2 separate regions of the Homo sapiens genome follow, and region 2 is linked to region 1. Evidence: chromatin loops called from intact Hi-C (ENCODE). Cell type or tissue: natural killer cell. All regions are shown on one strand. Links, peaks and the distances in the headings refer to the core of each region. The heading gives the core; the rest is flanking DNA. Region 1 overlaps NCOA1 (nuclear receptor coactivator 1). Region 2 overlaps NCOA1 (nuclear receptor coactivator 1).

Evidence for each region. Peaks named below come from ENCODE experiments on the same cell type or tissue, not always from the same donor. Only the 100,000 strongest peaks of a DNase experiment are listed, where the experiment ranks them.
Region 2: a loop joins it to region 1, with 2.4 times the contacts of the local background. A loop is called at or near these places in 2 of 110 quality-filtered maps.

What each region holds. Positions count from the first base shown.
Region 1 is chr2:24,737,019-24,742,018 of GRCh38, forward strand. It overlaps NCOA1 (nuclear receptor coactivator 1), which reads left to right. Exons shown (of 23, transcript NM_003743.5): 18 at 2,414-2,515; 19 at 4,766-5,000. Among named protein-coding and RNA genes, the nearest start is that of PTRHD1, 54 kb to the right of the region's middle. In natural killer cell, for the core only: no CTCF peak of the experiment used is centred there; DNase peaks (open chromatin) are centred at 2,513 and 2,833; H3K27ac peaks cover 2,743 bases.
Region 2 is chr2:24,603,080-24,620,699 of GRCh38, forward strand. All of the region lies in intron 3 of NCOA1 (nuclear receptor coactivator 1), which reads left to right. Among named protein-coding and RNA genes, the nearest start is that of NCOA1, 120 kb to the left of the region's middle. RefSeq lists an enhancer at 10,267-10,316. In natural killer cell, for the core only: CTCF peaks have their summits at 10,149 (motif pointing right) and 10,349; a DNase peak (open chromatin) is centred at 10,182; H3K27ac peaks cover 588 bases.

The sequences.
Region 1 (5,000 bases), core at 1-5,000:
TGCCCTCTTCCGCTGGCCACAAGCCCCACATTTCCTTTTCTTCTACAACAAGCCTTTTAACCTGTGTTTGTGTCTAAGGACTAACAACTAATCTCCTCCCACTCCCCACCTCTCTGAAAGTTAAGATTTCCAAGGAGCTGAGGAATGTAGCGATCCTTTTGGGAAGGCTATGTTGGAAGAAGTGGAACTTGACCTACTTGTTGAAAAACAAAGCATTTTAATAATTGGAGAGAAGAGGCAGGTCAAAATAAGACAGGTGTACACAGCACTAGTCAGGTTGCACACACAGATAGTCAAGGGGAGGAAAAAATGAACAAGGGTTAATTCAAGGGCAGAAATAGACCAGGTTTCCTATAACAGAAAGTACTTGTAGATTTATGCTATTTAGAATAATTCCTTCTACTTCTAAAAAAGAGCCTATTACTACTTGTCAGGCATCTTTCCTCCATCCCTACCCATTTCATTTGTACATTATCTCACAATTCAAAGAATATATAAAGCTATATGTTTGGAATGTATTTTTACCTGGCCTCATTGCCTCCTCTCCTGTTTTTTTACTTGCTGTTCCCTCTGCCTCAAGTTAACTCTGCCCTCCTCCTTGCCACCTTGCATTCTCATCCTTCAAGATGAATGCAAGCTGAGCTCACTCATGCTTCTTGGTCCCTGTCTTCATCCCTAGACTGAATGAGTTGCTCCCTCTGTGCTGCCGTAGATGTGTCCGTCTATGCAGACAAAGCACCTGTGCATTTTACTGTTGTGCGTTGGCTTCTGCCACTCAATAGGGAACGGAACTCCTAGAAGGACAGGAATTTGCTCACCTTTGTAACCTCCAAACTTTATACAGTATCTTGAATGTACTGAGTTTTTAAGTAAATCTTTATAAAATTAACTTGGTTTATCTAAATTTATGTTCCTGGTCTTTCAAGTTTAAGAAGTATATCAGTTTTGGTATTTAAGAGTCTTTTTGACTTTTAAAACTATAAAGTTGGTATCTTTCTTTTTGAAGTGACTCAGAACTTCAAAAAGTTTTAACTTATTCCACAATGCCTTAGATTTGTCATTTTAACATTTATATTATAATGAGCTTTTCCCCAAAATTGGTTTGTTTTCTGATCTAATGGGAGTGAGAAAATGACTGAAGTTAGAATTAAGAGTTGAGCTATTTGATGACAAGAGATTTAATCACTGTTCATAGCTCTTTGGATTCTTATAAAACTTTCGTAGGCTTTCTAGTTTATGTATAATATATTGAAATATATTTATGATATATAAGTATATATAATTTGTGTTTTACAAAGTATATAAACATAAAATAGTATTAATATTATTGTTACTGTTATCTTCCGGAATAGTTTATTCATATGAAATTATTGAAGAAGAAATGTTTTAAGCTATACATTGTTTTCAAGAAAATCTCATTTCCAAGAATACTTCTTTTGTTACCAGATACTGTTAAGGCATGCCTGGCATGCCTATGACCTGGAACCCTAATCCTGGTCTAGACTGATCTTCCAAACCAGTATTCACAGAAAATTGTTCTGAGAGATAGATATTAATGGTTAGATGTTAGAAAAAAAGGTTCATGATAAATAAATTGCATAGTATATCCCTTCTTGGCGATCCACAATGTGCTTTTGGCCAATTAAAGGCTTATAAAATTTCTGCAGTAAATAAATCTGTTTTACCTTGTGTAACCCATCATTTCCAGTACTTAATACAGCACAGCATGCTGTTTTCCCAGCACATCTATTAATATCCTGCAGAACAATGTTCTTTAGCATTGTTCTTTAGCATACCAATTTGGGAAATGCTGGTCTAAAGTAATTACTTTTTCTAGTTAAATAAATAATCCATTTTTTCAGACCATTTGTTTCTTACATAATACTGTCTAGCTAATGAAATCATACTGGATTTTCCCCAAATATGTATCCACCAGACATAGTACCTCCAAGTGAGAATACCATCCAGCTTGCTCAACTTTCCCTTCATCTTCCAGACCTTTGTAAAATGTGCCCTTACTGTATACCTGCTTTTACATTTATAATATTTTAAGACCTAGGGCTGGTACTTCTTCTTCCCCATTGCAGCACTTATCTAAAATAACTATTAACATGTTTTTTTGTTGTTTTGTTTGTTTGTTTGTTTTTGAGACAGTCTCGCTCTGTCACCCAGGCTGGAGTGCAGTGTGTTTGTATCCTACTTTTAAATACTTTGCCATAGTGTTTTGGAGGCAATAAGTGTTTTATAAACATTGGGAACTACTAGCCTTTTGGAAAATAAACATAGGAAATAATCTAACCAAACCTGCAACACTAAAACTTTTTAGTAATCAATAGAAAGTTTGTGTTACTTTATAAGGCCCGTGTTATGCTTGTGTGTAGAAATATATCTTATTGTTTCCATTTTTCTCTAGTTGATACACCAAAATCGGCAAGCTATCTTAAACCAGTTTGCAGCAACTGCTCCTGTTGGCATCAATATGAGATCAGGCATGCAACAGCAAATTACACCTCAGGTAATGTGAGAAAACCAGACGTCATTAGTACTTCTTTAACCCACATAGTGTTTCTTAAAGTGTTGACTTGAGTGTCTTTGAAATGGTCTGTGAGCTGATCTTTTAATGATGTTTGTAGTGTAGTTTTCTTTGAGAATGAATTAATAATCTACTTTTGATACCTCTTACTGATATTTGATCTAAAGCAAATGGTGCTTTGTTTTGTTTTATTGTTATTATTGTCATTGTTATTGGATACCAGATGACTAAGTAGAAAAAACTCTTATTTCTGTAGCGAATAGCACCAGTAACAGGAAGCCTCTGATACGAAACTGTGTGAACGGTACCCGAAACCTGATCAAAACCCAGTCACATTGCTAAGCTGTCTTAACTATCTTGTGTACTATGTTCAATTTGAACATCAGCATTTTCTAGCTTGTATTTATTTTTTAAATCCCTTTTTTTTTTTAATAAACCCAGAGCCATTAGAACTTTAAACATAAAAAGAACTAGGTGGACTTCTAAATGTTACCTAGTACTCACTCTCTACTTTACCCCATACATACCTAAAAATTTTTTGTTTCAACTACTTACTTTTATTTCATAACAAAGTTGATGTAAAAATCTTGGAGATAAGGAATTTTAGAGAGGATTTAAACAATACTCTTTTCCTCTCCACAATATGGAACTAGATGGATTAGGAGCAAATAAAGCCAGCACCTGTATTATTAAAGAGATAAATACAGCCATGCATGACTTAAAGACAGGGATATGTTCTGAAAAATGTGTTATTAGGCAACTTCATAATTGTGCAAAGGTCATAGAGTGTATTTACACAAACCTACATGGTATAGCCTACTTAGCATCCTGGCTATGTGTATAGCCTATTGCTCCTAGGCTATAAACCTGTACTGCATGTTACTCTACTGAATACTGTAGACAATTGTTATGGTATTTGTATATCAAAACATACCTAAACGTGGAAGAGGTACAGTAAAATACTGTAGTATTATAATCTTATGGGACCACCGAATTTGGTCCATTGTGTGCAACTGAAATGTCTTATTACTAAAATGTCTTATTGCTGAAATGTCTTTATGCATCACATGACTGTATTGACTGAAGTTGTTGGTAAGCAGCAGATATTGACATCTTCATGGATCCAGATTTCAGTTTCTCTGTCTTACAAATTATAAATCTTAGTGCTAGCTAATTCAGGAGTAATTAGGTTGTAAGGAAACAAGACCCCACTTTTGGATTCACATAAAGATAATTCCTATCAGAAAGTCTTATTTCATAGTTTCTTCTAGATTAGACTATATGTAGTTGGCAAGAGCTGTATGCTTTAACCAGATTCTCAATCTGAATTGACATTTTCTGAAGAAGGCTTTATTGATATGCCATGTTACATTGAAAAAATGATTTTAAGCTAATTTGACCACTTCTTTCCTCATCCATAATATTATAACTGAAACCACTTACACTAATGCCTGGAATAATCTGAAACTCCAATAATAATACAAAATAGCTGTTTCCATTTATTTCTTTTTACTATTTTATTTCTACTTATTTTCTTTTTAAGTGATAATTTCTTAGGCATTGGATCCTAGATTTCAGAATCTTCCTTTTTTAATGGTATTTGTAGGTTTTTTCTAATTGTAAAGGTAGTACATGTTCATCGTAATAATTTGGTAAATATAGAAAAGTATAATGAAAATTAAAATCACCTATAATCACATGTTATTCATTTAAATAAACTGGGATAATGTTCTCAGTGAGAAAAGTGGAAAAACTAAGTTTCTCTTTACCAGAAACACAGTAAATTTTTTGGAATTGAAAAAGTCTTCTAATGATCTAATGAAGGATAGGACAGAAGTCATCAAGCACATTTTCTTTCACTTCCTTATGGTCTTCATGTTTCTCTTAACAATGTTCATGGCCAATATTATAATACTAATCAATACATACTTTCTTTGAATTTTTCAGTTCTGTGTGACTTTTCATTGAGAATTTGCGTTCTCATTTATAATGGTCAGATATTGTTTAGCATTTCTTGACTACTTTTAATCTGTAAAATATACTTAATTCATTTTTTCTCCTGTGATTGTTACTTAAGAGGTTTTTGTTCCTTTTCTGTTTTAGTTTCCCTTGTACAGTGATAATTGCTATGTACTTTATTGCCCCAAGCAAGTAGGCCTTAATCCAATGAACTTTCCAGGATAGATAGTGATTATAATAATTTTAGTAAGTGAGTTTTTTCCTGCTTTTCAGCCACCCCTGAATGCTCAAATGTTGGCACAACGTCAGCGGGAACTGTACAGTCAACAGCACCGACAGAGGCAGCTAATACAGCAGCAAAGAGCCATGCTTATGAGGCAGCAAAGCTTTGGGAACAACCTCCCTCCCTCATCTGGACTACCAGTTCAAATGGGGAACCCCCGTCTTCCTCAGGGTGCTCCACAGCAATTCCCCTATCCACCAAACTATGGTACAAATCCAGGAACCC
Region 2 (17,620 bases), core at 7,185-12,184, 130 kb before region 1:
CTATAAAGTGAATCACACAAATTTTTTGCTTCCCCAGTGCTTATAAAAGTTACGTTTATGCTATACCGTAGTCTATCAAGTGTGCAATAGCATTGTGTCTAAAAAAATATATATACCTTAATTAAAACATACTTTATTGCTGAAAATTGCTAACGATTATGTGAACTTTCAGTGAGTCATAATCTTTTTGCTGGTAGAGGGTCTTACCTCAATGTTGATGGTTGCTGACTAATCAGGATGGTGGTTGCTGAAGATTGGAATGCTTGTGGCAATTTCTTCAAATAAGACAGTGAAGTTTGCTGCATTGATTGACTCTTCCTTTCACAAAAGATTTCTCTGTAACGTGATGCTATTTGATAACATTTTTTACCCACAGTATATCTTCTTTCAAAATTGGAGTTAATCTCAAACTCAGCCACTGCTTTACCAAGTTTATGTAATATTCTAAATCCTTTGTTGTCATTTCACCAATGTTCACACAGTATCTTCACCAGAAGTAGGTAACATCTTTAAAAACCACTTTCTTTGCTTATTCATAAGAAGCATCTCCTTATCCATTAATGTTTTATCATGAGATTGCAGCAATTTAGTCACTTTTCAGGCTCCATTTCGAATTCTGGTTCTCTTGCTGTTTTTACCATATCTGCGGTTACTTCTACTGGTCTTGAACTCATAAAAGTCATCCATGATGGTTGGAACCAATCTATTCCAGGCTCCTGTTAATGTTGATATTTGATCTCCCATGAATCACGAATGTTCTTAATGGCATCCAGTATGATGAAGCCTTTCTAGAAGGTTTTTAGTTACTTTGCCCAGATCCATCAGAGGAATTACTATTTATGGCAGTTATAGCCTTATATAATATATTTCTTAAATAATAAGATTTGATAGTTAAAATTACTCATTGATCCATGGGCTGCAGAGTGGATGTTATGCTAGCAGGCAGGAAAACACATTAATCTCCTTGTACATCTCCATCAGAGTTCTTGGGTGGCCAGGTGCATTGTGAATGAGCAGTAATATTTTGAAAGGAATCTTTTTTTCTGAGCAGTAGGTCTTAACATTGGGCTTAAAATATTCATTAAACTATGCTGTAAACAGATGTGCTGTCATCTAGGATTTGTTGTTATAGCACACAGGCCAGGTAAATTAAACGTAATTCTTATTGGCCATAGGATTTTTGGAATAGTCACTGTGCACTGTCTTTACCTTCAAGTCACCAGCTGCATTAGCCCCTAATAAGAGTTGAGTTAGCCTGTCCTCTGAAGCTTTGAAGCTGGGTGTTGGTGTCTCCTCTCTAACTATGAAAGTCCTGAATGGCATCTTCTTCCAATAGAAGGCTGTTTCATCTACATTGAAATCTGCTGTTTAGTGTGGCCACTTTCATCATAGTTAGATCTTCTGGATAACTTGCTGCAGTATGTCCATCAGCACTTGCTGCTTCACCTTGCACTTTTATGTTATGGAGACAGCTTCTTTAACCATCATGAACCAATCTCTGTTAGCTTCAAACTTCTGCAGCTTCTTCATCTCGCTGTCTTCATAGAATTGAAGATAGTTGGGGGTCTTGTTCTGGATTAGTTTTTGGCATAAGGAAATGCTGTAGCTGGTTTGATCTATCCAGACCACTCAAACTTTACCCATATGAGCAACAAGGAGGCTGTTTTGCTATCTTATCATTTGTGTGTTCGCTGGAGTAGCACTTTAAATTTCCTTCAAGAACTTTTCTTTTGCACTCACAACTTGGCTGACTGGTGTAAGAGGCCTAGTTCCAGCCGGTCTTGGCTTTTGACATGCCTTTTTCTCTAAGCTTAATCATTTCTAGCTTTTGATTTAAAGTGAGAGACATGTGACTCTTTCACTTGAACAGTTAAAGGCTATTGTAGGGTTATTAATTGACCTAATTTTAGTATTATCGTGTCTCAGGTAATAGGGAGATGGCTGGTTTGGTGGAACAGTTAGAACATACACATTTGTTGATTAAGTTCGCTGCCTTATGTGGGCTTACATGTTCATGGTGCCCCAAAACAATTACAGTAATAAAATCAAAGATCACTGATTACAGATCACCATAAGAGAGATAATAATAATGAAAAAGTTTGAGATATTGTGAGGTTTTCCAAAATGTGACACAGAGGCACAAAGTGAACACATGCTTTTGGAAAAATGGCACCGACAGACTTGCTTGGATCAGGGTTGCCACAAACCTTCAATTTGTAAAAAACACAATATCTGCAAAGCACAATAAGTCAAAGTGCAATAAAAGGAGGTATGCCTGTATATTGTATGTATTCTACTATCTACCTCTTAAGTTTTTAAAAATTTTTAAGATTTATTTATGTTGCTCTGTAGAACATTTATTTTCCTGGGTTTATACTATTCAGTTAAGGGTATGTGACAGTTTGTTCTATTGTTGATTGATACATTGTTTTTTTCTACTATGAACAATTGAGCTATGAGTATTCTTATTTTGTGGTATGCATGTGCAAAAGTATCCCTTCCTAGAAGTAGAATTGCTGAGTTATGGGGTTTGTGCATATTCAATTTCAGATAATGCCAAATTATTTTCCATTTTGGTTTGTGGCAGAGGGTGGCTAGATATACACTGAAAATTTCCTCTTCTTCCTGGGCACAGAGTTAGGTTGAATTTTCCACCTCTGTTGCATCAGGAATGGCCATGTAAATGAATTCTAGTCAGTAGAATGTGAGTAGAAGTAATCTATGCCACTTTTAGGCCTGGCCCACAAAAATCTGCCATGCATCATCATTCAGTTTCTCTTCTCCCATCTTTTGGCCAAGTTTTGTTTCTTTCATACCAATTCCTGTACCTTTTCCTACCTGTTACTGTGCTGGCTAGACTTGTACAGCGTTGTATAGAAGTGGGGATTAATGAGTGTTATTTCTAATTTTAAAGAGCGTGCTTCTTATATTTCACAGATATCTACAGTACATTCTGTGTTCTCTAGATTACCTTTATGAAGCAAGGAGGTTCTCTTTAAGATTTTTTTTAAAAAAATTTATCGGGAATGCTGAATTTAATCTGATGTTTTACCAGTAATGATTGAGATGAACATTTGGGATTTCTCTTTTGTTTCCTTAATCTTGTGAATGATATTTATACCTTCATAATTTTTATTTTTTTATTTTTATCATTATTGTTATTATTATTATTTTGGTGACAGAGTCTCACTCCGTTGCCAAGGCTGGAGTGCAGTGGTGCAATCTCAGCTCACTGCAACCTCCACCTCTTGGGTTTGAGAGATTCTCCTGTCTCAGCCTCCCAGGTAGCTGGGATTACAGGCGCCTGCCACCATGCCCAGCTAATTTTTGTATTTTTAGTAGGGACAGAGTTTCACCATGTTGGCCAGGCTGGTCTCGAACTCCTGACCTCAGGTCATCCACCCGCCTCAGCCTCCCAAAGTGTTGGGATTACAGGCATGAGTCACCATGCTTGGCCTTATACCTTCATAATGTTAAACTGCACTTATATTTCTAGCATAAACTCAGCTTGGTCATGAGATATATTAATCTTTTGTTCATCACTTTCTTCAGTTTGAAGTATTTTTTGCTGTCTCCATATTTTCAGTCTTAGTTTGGATAGTGAGAAATACCATGTTATATGAGTATTTCAGATACTCCCAAACTTTCCAGTTCATGGTGTCCTCAAGTCAAAGAAATACCTAACAGCTACGTTTATTTAGTTTCAAACAAGTTAGTATTTATGTCCTTATAACTTATTAGTTATTTGAAAAAATCATATGCATAAATTCGATATATTTTTATTTTAATTGTAAATAACCACAGTCCCTTGCTAATGGGATATGTGTGCACCTCAGAGCAATGCATAACTTCTCAAACCTTGGAATCAGATAAGGCATTGCCATTGCCACCCTCACTTCTTGTTCCATGTTGATTTTCACTTGGGGATGCTCTTTTTCACAGCAACTACCATAAACTCAGATTTATAAGGATAACACATCATTGAAAGGAAAGTGGTACTATTTAATTTTGAAATTATTTGGTGTCAGACAGATGTTGTATAGCATAATTTGGGAAACCCTGAATTTTGGAGAGTGAATAGTTAGAATGTGAACAGTGAGGGGTACTGTGTTTTTTTTTTTTTTGAGTCTATTTGATATTTATATTTTATTAAGATAAGTTGGAATAACAGGATATCAGCTATATCTTTAATAAAATTTGCTATAGTCATTTTCTGTGTTGAGTTTTTAATTATGAGGGATACTTGTGTTTTATGTACTGTTTTGCATCTATGATCAAGAGTGAGATTGGCTGGGCGGTTTTGCATCTATGATCAAGAGTGAGATTGGCTGGGCGCACGGTGGCTCACACCTGTCATCCCAGCACTTTGGGAGGCCAAGGCGGGCGGATCATGAGGTCAGGAGATCAAGACCATCCTGGCTAACACGGGGAAACCCCATCTCTACTAAAAATACAAAAAATTTAGCCGGGTGTAGTGGCGGGTGCCTGTAGTCCCAGCTACTCCGGAGGCTGAGACAGGAGAATGGCGTGAACCCAGGGGGTGGAGATTGCAGTGAGCCAAAATAGTGCTACTGCACTCCAGCCTGGATGACAGAGCGAGACTCTTGTCTAAAAAAAAAAAAAGTGAGATTCACCTACTTTAGTTTCTTACACTATTTGGTTTTGGTATTAAGGTTATACTGGCTTCATAAAACGAGTTGGGGAATGAATATTTTCTCTTTCTTGAAGAGTTTACATAAGACTGAAATTGTTCTTTGAGTTTGGTAAAACTCAACTTTCTTTGTGAGATTTTAAAAAATTATTATGGTTGAATTCGTTTTTCTTTTTGCCTACCTGTATTTTCTTATTTACTGTAATACCATACAATACACTTTTAAGGCTGGACAATCTTATACCAAGAACACAAAACAAAGCCTGTTTGGAGTTGATTCTAAGTAGGTTTATCGCTTAGTCACCAAATCTTGTACTTTTAAGCAAAACTAACTCATAGTTTTAGAGAAGATTTTAAACTGTTGATTTAGTTTCCTTCATGACTATAGGATTATTTAGTCTTTTCATGTCTTTTTGTGTCATCTTTCAAAAAACTTTTTTAGCAATAATTTTAGATTTACAGAAGAGTTGTAAGAATAGTATATTGAATTCCCATATACTCCTCACCCAGTTCCCCTATTATTATTATTATTATTATTATTATTATTATTATTATTATTATTATTATTTTGAGACAGTCTTGCTCTGTCTCCCAGGCTGGAGTGCAGTGGTGCGATCTCTGCTCACTGCAATCTCCGCCTCCTGGGTTCAAGCAATTCTCCTGCCTCAGCCTCCTAAGTAGCTGGGACTACAAGCACGTGCTAATTTTTTGTATTTTTAGTAGAGATGGGGTTTCACCCTGTTAGCCAGCATGGCCTCTATCTCTTGACCTTGTGATCTGTCCACCTCGTCCTCCCAAAGTACTGGGATTATAGGCATGAGCCACCATGCCTGGCCAGTTCTCCCATTATTAACATTTGCATTACCATGGTACATTTGTCAAAACTAAGAGACTGACACTGGCTCACTGAACTTGACACCTTATTTAGATTTCAACAGGTTTTTTTGTTTTGTTTTTTTCTTGTTGTTGTTGTGTTTTTTTTTTTTTTTTTTCATTTATATCCTATATCCTCTTTCTGTCCAGGGTTCCCACAGTATCACATTGTATTTAATTGTCATGTCTTCCCAGTCTCCTCTGGTCTATGACACTTTCTGGTTTTCCTTATTTTTGTGACCTTGACAGTCTTGAGGAGTACTGGCCAGATATTCTCTCTGTTGGGGTTTGTCTGATGTTTTTCTTGTGAGGTTGTGGGAAGACTACCATAGAGAGGAAAGGCCCTTCTCATCACATCATTTTAGGGGGCACATAATATCCATGACATCACTGATGGTGTTAAATTAACCTCCATCACTTGGTAAAATAGTGATTGCCATGTTACTCACTGTAAAGTCATTATTTTTTCTTTTCCTTACTTAATTGTTGTTTGAAAGCAAGTTACTAAATCACCTTCAAGGGGTGAGGACATGGGAATTAAGTTTCACCTCCCAGAGGGAGGAGTAGCTACATAAATTATTTGGAATTCTTCTGTAAGAAAGATTTGTTTCTTGTTCTCCATTTAAAATATTTATTTAACCATATGTTTATATCACTGTGTCCTAGGTTAGTTTTAGTGGGTTATGTATCTTTTTAATTGAATTTACTGGTTACATTTGTTTTCAAATCTATTACTTAAATGTTTTCAACAAAAACATTGATCTTTGCTTTGTCAGTTGTTAAGTTCTCCCTTTCATTTATAATTACCTTGTATTATTTTCTTTCTTGATCTCATTGGCAGGATTTTTAAAAGTCATTTCAAAGAACCAGGCTGGGTGTGGTGGAGCAGGGCCATCCCAGCAACTCTGGAGGCTGAGACTAGGAGGATTGTTGGAGCCCAGGAGTTAAAAGGCTGCAGTGTGCTATGATCATGCTTGTGAATAGCCACTGCACCTCCAGCCTGGGTAACATAGCGAGACCTCATCTCTTAAAAAATAAAAAAGGACCAACTTTTGGTTTAATTATTCTCTTTATTGTGCATTTGATTTCTGTTTCATCAATTTGTGCTTTTATATTTGTGCCTTTTTTTTTTCTTGGTGAGGAAATTCTTTCTGGTAACTTCTTAGACATTTAGCTCAGTTTTCAGTCATTCTTTTCTAATGAAAGCATTGATGGGAATACATTCTCTGAGTATTGCTTTTACTACATTTTATGATTTTGAAATGTAGCGTTTTCATTATTTTTTCATTCTTGGGTTTAAAAATATTTATAATTTTTTCCTTGAGTCATATGTTATTTAGTGATACGGTTTTAAGTTTTGAAATGTATGACAATTTTATGTCTTTTTCTTATTGGCTTTGATTTCATTGCATTGTGATCAGGGAATGTAGTCTTTCTGGTAGTAATTGTTCCATTTTCTCTACCATGTCTTTTAACCTTTCTTTCATATTTTGCATTTCTTTGTGACTATAGGCTGCATTCTTTTTTTTTTTTTTTTTTTTTTGAGACAGAGTCTCTGTCGCTCAGGCTGGAGTGCAGTGGCGTGATCTCTGCTCACTGCAACCTCCATCTTCCGGTTCAAGCGATTCTCCTGCCTCAGCCTCCCGAATAGCTAGGACTACAGGCACTTGCCACCACGCCCAGCTAATTTTTTGTATTTTTTCTTTTTTTCTTTTTTTTAGTAGAGACAGGGTTTTACCGTGTTAGCCAGGATGGTCTTGATCTTCTGACCTCGTAATCTGCCCACCTTGGCCTCCCAAAGTGCTGGGATTATAGGTGTGAGCCACAGCGCCCAGCCTTTACGCTGCATTCTGAATTGTTTTGTCATTTCTGTGTAACAGTTCACTGACTCTGTTTATTTACTTCTTCCATTATGATTTTACTTGTGATGTTTTTCAATTCTAGTAGTTCTGTTTGGTTATTTTTCAGATTTGCCCATTCATTTTTTATATTCTCTCGAGCTTTACTAGTATTTTTATTTGTTCCATCTTTTTCTCTTAATATATTAAACATATTTAATATTCTATATTTGATAATTCTAATATCTGAAATTTTACAACAAATTTTGTTGTTTGTTTTCTCTGGCTCTTTCTAATAGTGCCTTATTTACTTGTATTTATTGTGGTTTTTTTTTTTTGAATCATGAACTTCTTTTTTTTAACTGGAACCCTGTGTAACTGTGGAACTCTTTAGACTTGAGTTCACAGTGCATTCCTCCAGGGAAGATTTTTTATTTCCTTCTACTATGTGCTTGGAGTTAGGGGTCTATGAACATAGGTTTTAACTTGAAATTCTCCCCTTTTAAAAAATTTTTTAACTTTTATTTTAGATTCAGGGAGTACATGTACAGGTTTGTTACATGGGTATATTGTGTGATGCTGAGGTTTGGGGTGTGAATGACCCTGTCACCCAGGTAGTGAGCATAGTACCCAACAGTTAATTTTTTAACCCTTGCTCCCATCTCTCCCTCCCTGCTCTGTTAGTCCCAGTGTCTATTGTTGCCATCTTTATGTCCATGAGTGCCCAGTGTTTAGTTCCCACTCATAAATGAGAACATGCAGTATTTGGTTTTCTGTTCCCTTGTTAATTTGCTTAGAATAATGGCCTACATCCACGTTGTCGCAAGTGGCATGATTTTATTTTCTTTTACAGCTGCATAATATTTCGTGGTATACGTGTACCACATTTAATTTGTCTGATCTACTGTTGGGCATCTAGGTTGACTTCATGTTTTTGCTATTGTAAAGAGTGCTGCAGTGAACGTAAGAGTACATGTGTCTTTTTGGCATAACAATTTATATTCTTTTGGATATGTACCTAGTATTGAGTTTGCTGGGCCAAATGGTAGTTCTGTTGTAAGTTATTTGAGAAACCTCCATACCGTTTCCCATAGTGGGTGAAGTAATTTACATTCCCACTAAAAATGTATAAGCATTCCCTTTTTTGTTTTATGAAGTTGGTGCTCCAGTGGGTTTATATTTAGGATAGTTAAGTCTTTTTGTTGAATTGAACCCTTTATTGTAATGTAATGTCCTTCTTTGTTCTTTTTTTACTGTTATTTTAAAGTCTGTTTTATATGATGTAAGACTTGCAACCCCTGCTCCTTTTTATTTTTCATTTACATGATAGATCTTTCTCCAACCCTTTACTTTGAGCCCGTGGGTATTGTTATGTGCGGGATGGGTCTCTTGAAGGCAACAGATAGATGAGTCTTTTTTTTTTAATCCAATTCATCTCTGTGCCTTTTAAGTGGGGCATTTAAACCGTTTACATTCACAGTTAATATTGATATGTGAGGTTTTGATCCTATTGTGAAGTTGTTAGCTAGTCACTGTAGTTTCTATTGTGTGGTTGCTTTATAGGGTCTGTGAGCTGTGTGCTTAATTGTGTTTTTGTGGTAGAAGGTTATTTTTCTTTCATTTCCACGTTTAGAATTCCCTTAAAGATCTCTTTTAAGGCTGGTCTAGTGGTAACGAATTCTCTAGCACTTGCTTGTCTGGAAAAGATTTTATTTCTTCTTTGCTTATGAAGCTTAGTTTGGCAGGATATTAAATTCTTGGTTGGAATTACTTTAAGAATGCTGAAAATAGGCCCCCAATCTTATACAGTTTCTGCTGAGAAGTCCACTGCTAGCCTGATGGGATTTCCTCTGACCTTTTTCTCTGACTACCTTTAAGACTTTTTCATTAGCTTTGACCTTGAATCGTTTTGTGATTATATTTCTTATTGATGTTTGTTTTGTGTAGTATCTCACAGGTGTTCTCTGAATTTCTTGTATCTGAATGTCTACCTCTCTTGCAAGATTCGGGAAATTTTCTTGAATTATTCCCTCAAATGTGTTTTCCAGGTTGTTTGCTTTTTCTCCATCTCAGGAATGCCAGCAATTAGTAAATTTGGTTGCTTTACATAATCCCATATTTCTTAAAGACTTTGTTCCTTTTTTTTGAATTCTTTTTTCTTTATTTTTGTCTGACTAGATCAGTTCAAAAGGGCAGTCTTCAAGCTCTGAAATTCTTTCTTCTGCTTGGTCCAGTCTATTGATAAAGCTTTCCCTAATATTTTGAAATTCCTTAAGTGAGTTTTCAATTCCAGAAGTTCTGATTGACTTCTTTTTAAAGTATTTACCGCTTCCTTCATTTCTTAGAATGATTTAGAAGTTTCTTTGTGTTGATTTTCAACCTTTTTTTGGATCCCAGTGAGCTTCCTTGTAATTCATGCTTTGAATTCTTTATCTGTCATATCTGAGTTTCCATTTTGGTTAGGGGCCATTGCTGGAGAGCTAGTGTGATTATTGAGTGGTGTCACTACGATCAGATTTTTCGTTTGGCCAGAATTCTTGCACTGGTTCCTTCTCATCTGGAGACACTGGCACTTTTGATTTTTGTAATTATTTTCATGCAGGTAGGATTTTTTTCTTTTTTTGTTCCTGTCCCTGTAATATTTTTTTTTTCTTTCCCTTTCCATTCCCCAACTCCCTAGGGGATATGATTGTAGAGAATGCTGGGTAGCATCTTTTGGCTTTGCTTCTATAGCCTATGTACTTCTTTGGGCAGATTTTATATTGGGCTGTAGGGTTCAACCTACAAGCCAGTAGATGGCGCTTACGGGTAAGATCACTTAGCCAGCTGTAGCCAGTGTGACTAGGTATACACTTGATACTTGTTTACAGGAAGAAGCTCTCTGTTGCCTCAGGCATTGGGCTGATACGTGGAGTGCACAGTGGTCTGAGCTACTTGCTCAGCCCCAGGGGAGTGGGAAGCAAGATGAGTGGGGCCAGGCCACCTACAGTCCCCTGATGGCAGGCACAATCACTAACACTGAGGGAGAAGCCAATGGGCAGCCACCAAGCACCCAGAGGTGGTCCTAGGCATGGAGCTGGCAAACCTCCTTGGCCCCAAGTTCTCTACACAGGCAGGGGTGGAGGCCTGAACTCTTAATCCAGGAGAGTGGGTACTCCAGGTACCTGGAGATCTGCCTGGGTGCTGCGTACAGAGGGCCCTGCTGTACCACAATCTCTACACAGGAAGGATGGGGTGTCTCAGGCTAGCAATCCATGCAAATGGGTCCTCTGACTGCCTGAAGCTATGCCCGGGAATGGGGCAGAGAGTGCCCTGCTTTACCATGGTCTTGGCATGGGGAGAGTGGGCTGGCTTAGCCTGCTGATCCCGGTGAATGGGTGCTCCAGTTACCTGGAGATCTGCCTGGGTGTGAAGCAGAGAAGGTCCTGCTGCACCCCGACTTTTGAGTTTTAGGAGTATTCACATAGCATAGATGATTCAGGCACCAAATCCTCATGATGTCTTTGCTAAGGCCAAGAGGTTTTCTTTGATGTTTGCCTTTGAAGGTGTTTTTAATGTTTGAATTTACCCTTTTCCTGGTGTTATTGTCCTTCTTGGGCCCTGTCTTTGTCTGATAGTGTCTTACCTGACTTTCAGAGGCCTAAACTTTTTTCTCAATCCTTTCCAACCCTAGGTTACTAGGATTCATATATGCCCCAGGAGTATCTGGAAGCTTTATTACTTGCTTTTCTGCCTATTGTATCGATTCATTTCCATTCTTTTTTTTTTTTTTTTTTTTTTTTTTTTTTTTGCTATGGGGTTTCATTCTGTTATCCAGGCTGGAGTACAGTGGTGTGATCACAGCTGACTGCATGCAGCCTCAACCACCTGGGGTCAGGGGATCCTCCCACCTCAACCTCCTGTGTAGCTGGGACTATAGGTATACACCACCACACCTGGCTACTTTTTTGTTTTTGTTTTGTTTTGTTTGGAGAGACAGGGTTTTGTCATGTTGTTCAGGCTACTCTTGAACTCCTGGGCTCAAGTGATCTGCCTGCCTCGGCCTTGCAAAGTGCTGGGATTACAGGTATGAGTCATTGCACCTAGCCCATTTTCATTCTTTATATCAGACGTTTAAAATAGAAATGTTTTAAGATCTCTAGCCCAGCATATTCTCATATCTCAGGCAGTGGGAATCCTCTTGGAAAATTTTCAAAAGAATAGTTTCTAAAGCCCAACCACACCTACATGTCAGAATCTCTAGGGTGCAGGGCCTGTGGGTATGTTTAAAAGCCTCCTAGATAATTCTGATGCACTGCAAGTCTGAGAACCACTGACATAGAAAAAGTTATTTCTTCATGTAAACTTAGATAATTAAATAATAACAGCTAGTGTTTATTGAAAATAAGGTAACATATATTGTAAGCATGCACTAATTCTAGCTGTTAGTATTAATATTGTTATATGCTAGGCTCCATTCTAAGTCCTTCACATATCTTGTCATTTATTATTCACAAGAATCCTATAGCTACCACTTGTATTCCCATTTTAGAGATTAGCAAATCAAAGCACAGAGAAATTGAATTATTCAAGTTTATATAGCTAGTGGGTAGCAGAATTGTTATTTGAATCCAAGTAGTCATTCTGATTCCAGAGCATGTAATCTTAACCTACCATCTTTACAGTCTTCCAGGTGATTCACAGAGTTAATTTTATTGATTCCCAAAGGGTTTGTGACATTACAGAATATAGCAAGAAAAATATATTTGGATAAATTATGTATTTATGTTGATTTTGTGTAGGTATTGAGGAAGCAGAATAACACAGTAGAAATGGCCTCAGTTTACAGTCAGATAGACTTAGGCATGAATCTCTGCTCAACTGCTTGTTACTAGTAGCTATGAGAAAGTAAATTATCACAGACCTCTTATTATTTTGTTGGTAAAGGAGGATAACTATTTTTACTTCATGGGGTTTTTGAAGAAATAACATAAAATAGAACCTGTAATATATTGCTTGGCACACAGTAGATGGTTAGTATCAGAACTTAAGGAATCCTCTAAGAAGTTATGTTGGCTTCTCTGCAGGAGATTGTAGTAAGCCTTAGTCTAGGACGTTGTTGATGGAATAGCTGATGGGTACTGGTCGATGGTGCTGGTGGGGGCCAATGCTGACTGTCAATGTTGAGAATCTAACAAGTGCCAAGCATTGTCCTAGGCTCTGGAGATAAAACGGTGAGTGAGACATAGTCTCACTGCTTTCAAGAAGCTTGCAGTTAACTTATCTATATAATCAGATAGATACATACACAGTTACTTTTTTTGTTAGATGCTAGGACACATAGGAGGGTTACTCAGCCAAACCATTGCAGATGAGGAATGGCTTTCTAGAGGGAAGAGGATGAGAATGTGAGGGATTAGAGTAGTAAGTCCAGATAGGAGGAAAAGTAAAGGCTGGCTGAAATTTGTCATTACTACAAAGGTGTTCCATTCATCCAACATTTATGAAAAGATCAGGGATCTTAGGAAACTTTTATAAGGACAGTGTTAGAATATTAAGAGCCTACTTTTAGGTTCAGTTTTTACTAAAGCAGACAATTTTTCAAAGTAAAATAAAAATGGCACTCTTTATATGTAATACTGAATTTTCTATCAAATAGCACTTTTTGGAGTCTACATGCTTGTTACTTGGTAGCATTGTCACATTAGGTTATACATTAGAGGAAGAGAGAAGAGAAACAAAGGAATAGTAACCTTCAGAGGATGGAAATGATGATTTGTATGTGGGGTGAATTTCATCATGAGTTGTGTCTGCTATTTGCACATTTCCCTTTTCCTACCATCCTTTTTCACAGATGATGAAAAATAATTTGTTACATAGTTACCATAGTACATAGTTTTAATTTGATACCGTTTGTTGCTCTTGTATGGATTTGATAGTTGAGATTTCTTTCCATCTTTCTCCAATGTTCCCAATAAAATAGCATATTAAAAATGCAAGAGAAATACCATTTCTTTTGGCAAAACTGGGAAAAGTGAAAGGGAATGAATAAAGAATTTCTTGGAAGGGGAGGAATGTGAGTCTAGGGGAAGGAAGATGATGTTGTAATGGATAAAATGATATCGGGGATTATAGGAAAATAAATGAAGTTGGTCTTTAAAAATACCCCCAAAACAGAGGCAGCAGTTCTGCATGTTTTGGTAACCTGATGAGTGTGACTTGATATAAGAGTACACTTTTGATCTCCTACTTGCATATCTGTATGACACCTACCTAGAAGTACTGTAGTTTTTTATATGTACTGTAGTCCTGCTCAGGACATGAGCAGTCCCTGACTAGAACTGAGGAAAGTAGAGCAGTTAGTGTGGGTATTTGGAAACATTGGAAAACAGTTGTTAGGGGACTTAAGCTCTTAATCCCTGAGGATTTAGCAGAGGCTAGAAAGAGGAAGGGAAAAATGAAATCCAGTCTGTAAAAAATTGATTCTGAAAGCGATACTTTGGAAAGTTTATAAAATGAGGTCGAAATTGTGAACATAGACATGTTTACTGTGATGACAAATCTTAGTATACTAGGAGTAGCCAAAACCTTGGATGGAGAGATACAGTTTTAGACACCACCCCTCAAAAAGAGACTTTATAATACTGTCCTACAAACTTACCATCAAATACTTGTTTGCATCTTTATGGTATGAAGTTGGGGAGGATGGTAGAAATGTTGAACATAAAAGCATGTTGCTCCAATGACTGTGGTGTTGTTGGGGTATGTTGAATTTCAGGGCCCTTTGAGAGAAGAGTATTCATGCCTAATTGGGGTTTAAATTTTAGCAGACTCTTCATTACCTTTGGGCACTTTTTTCTAAGAGTTTGTTGTGATTGTTTTGGCAGGTACAAAAATCCTTCTCGAAACTGAACGTTATGATCTCTCCACCTCAACTTCTGCTGGTTTTCCTTTTACCTCTATCCATTTTCTCTCTTTTTTACTTGTTCTTCCAGCTGTAACAGTGTCCCTCTTGAAATATTGCAGTGCTTCCATAGTAATCCATTCTCTTCTCTTTCTGCACACGTTCTGTTGGTCATCTCATACACTCCACTATCATTAATGTGTTAGTGATTCCAGAATCCTTTATATTCCACTTCTTTGAAAGTCATCTGAACATATCTTCTTGGGTGTCCTGTTGCCACCTCATGATTAATGTGTACGTAACTGAGTTAATCAGCCTCTCCCTCAGACATCTGTTATCTCCCATAAACTCAGGCTTGGCTAAATGGCATTAATGAGTCCCTCATGCCAGGAACCTTGGTGTTCATAGGAGCTTATTCAGAGAATATAAACAAAGTTTTAGCCAGAAGATGCCTCATCACAGTACCTGTATTTTATTTAATACCAAAAAACAAAAAATTGGAGCCAATCTGAAGTCATAATCACTGCATTTCTTAAAAACTGTGATATACACACACACGCACACACGCAGAAATATTTTACAGACAGTAAAATCTCTGTGGAATATTTAATGACATGAGAAGGAACATATGTAAACTTAGTGAAAAAAGATGCTCTTAAGCAATATATTCATTATAATTCCATAATTATTAAAATAAAACTATATAGAGATATTTATAGAAAGAATGCATATGCAGATATTCACTTTAATTCTAGATAGTACAGCTATGGGTGATTTTAATTTTATTTTTATTTACCTGTATTTTCCAAAGTTGTGTAGTAAAAATGAATTACTTTTGTAATTCACACATGCAGACAATTTGGCCTCCCTTTTTCACTCCCAACACTTGTTGAATTAGTTTAATAATGTCTTCTTCACTCCAACTATTGCTGCTTAGTTCAACTACTCATTATATCTGGATAAGACACGGCAGCCTCTTGACTTTGCTGCTCAGCTGCCAAGCTCCCTTCCTGAAAATCCTTACTGATGCAGTTCTTCACTTGCTTCACTGTTCCATTTAAGTGGCTATATATTAAATCTCAAAAACCATCAAGAACAGAGGAAATTGTGAATGTTATTCCTTGTAACTAGTTTACCATCTGGTCTGAAGACCTTCAGCCAATGGAATTCAGCCAACTCAAGATTTAATTTAATATATTCACCTAACCTTAACCAAGTGACTTTTAACCAGAGCATGGATAGTTATGCAGATTTGGGGTGAGGAGAGGTGAAGGAAGGAAGGGTGGGAGAGAAAATATGATTTGAACTCAGGCCTTCACAAATCTGTGCTCATTCCTTCTGTTCTACCTCTACAAACTGCCATACCTTGCCCTTGCTGGGTGTATGTTCCCCCCTCCTGTATTCAATAAACAGTTCATTGGTTTTTTTTTTGAGCATTTAGCCAGTAAGAACAAATAGGCAAATAATGAAAATCCATCCATTTTAGTGCCAGTTATTCTATCAGCAGATCCTATTAGAAGTATTTATTGAGGCATGTCATGCTAATAGTCCCAAAGTGTAATTATACTTGCAGATTTTTCTTGCTTTCAGAGAGTTTGTAATATGTTCCAGATGGTTAAATAGGAAAGAGGAGACAATTTATACTGTCTTTTCACTTATGATTAAAAATTTGATGTTACTTACTACTTATGTTACCATTATTGCTTTGTTGGATTTTTACGTGAGAGGAATTTAAACAAAATGTGTGATTTTTAAAACTCTTCTGCTATAGTCAACAATTAACAGGACGTTTCATAGTTTCTTTCACCTTGTTAGTTGTTTAATTGCTTCTATTTAGGCATCATTAAAATGATATAATTGTGTCATAAGTAGTAATTCTTTTATGAATGTAACCTTTATTCTTGGAAAGTATTCACTTGGGTTTGTTTTAGACTTAAAATTAAATGGTGAACCTTCTTGTGAAAGCTTACATGAAACTGAAAAAGAATAATTTTCCAAACTGTTGAAGATTCTTTGACCTTTTCCCACAAAGTATTAATAATATGGCCTTAGATTCAAAATTAGTGAATCTACTACCAATAGTAGGAGTGATCATTTCTCATTGATTCATTCATACTCTCTCAACTACCCTTATCTGACTAACGAACTACTTCTTTTGAAAGGCAGCTTACCAAACATTGGGAATATAGCCTGTGAACTCAGTTTAGAACAGTTAATGGATCAAAGGGGTCCAGACCCAGAGCCTTGACTTCATTATGACCTTGAGTTAACCAATAAACTGACTGGTTGGTTAACTTGGAGAAATATGTTGTTTTTCAGTAAGAGATAGAATACTTATGGTGTAATTATTTGGTCGGGGCAGGGGGACAGATTGGTTTTGATCCTTAGACTACCATTCTCTGTCCTTGAAGTTCTCTTCCAGACTTCTTACAAACAAGAAAACAAGCAAAACATTTTAAAAATAATTATAGTTATATAATTACAAAGATAATTATAAAATTATATTTTTGGTGATAAATAATAGAGATTATTCCTAAAGGGTTTTTTGGGGGTATAAAAGGAGTAGTTTGATCCAGCAAGATTTACTTCCTATAAATTGCCTTTAAGTATCTTTGTTCTTTCTCAGATTTTCTTGTTCTTCTTTAACTGGCCACATCCTACCTCTTCCTGACCTTCTCTCCCCAAAACAGCCTACCCTCTCAGTCTTTTCAGACTCCTCAGTCGTTCCTCATACTTACTGTACAGAATTCTTTCCAGTTTTTCTGGGTAAAATTCTTATCCTTTCTACAAAATTTAAATTCCTTCTCAGCAAGTTCAAAGCCCAAACTAAGACTAAGAAAAGCATGCCTTTGGGGAGACTCAGTTCATCTTGCAATAATAAACTGGCAATAATTTCAGATTTCTATTTTCATTACTATTGCCAAACTTTGTATAATTTGGTTTGTTCAGCTTTTACAGCAAACCTCATGTTCAGATTGTTATTAACTATTCAATATTGGCTGGGCGTGCTGGCTCACGCCTGTAATCCCAACACTTTGGGAGGCCGAGGTGGACGGATCACCTGAGGTCAGGAGTTTGAGACCAGCCTGACCAACATAGAGAAACCCCGTCTCTACTAAAAATACAAAAATTAGCCGGGTGTGGTGGTGCATGCCTGTAATCCCAGCTACTTGGGAAGGCTGAGGCAGGAGAATTTCTTGCTTGAACCTGGGAGGCGGAGGTTTTGGTGAGCTGAGATCACGCCATTGTACTCCAGCTTGGGCAGCAAGAGCGAAACTGGTCTCAAAAACAAAACAAAACTATTCAATATTATGAGTCTTTCTGGGAATATGCAAAATAATATAGACAAATTTAATTCTTATTTTTGTTGTATGT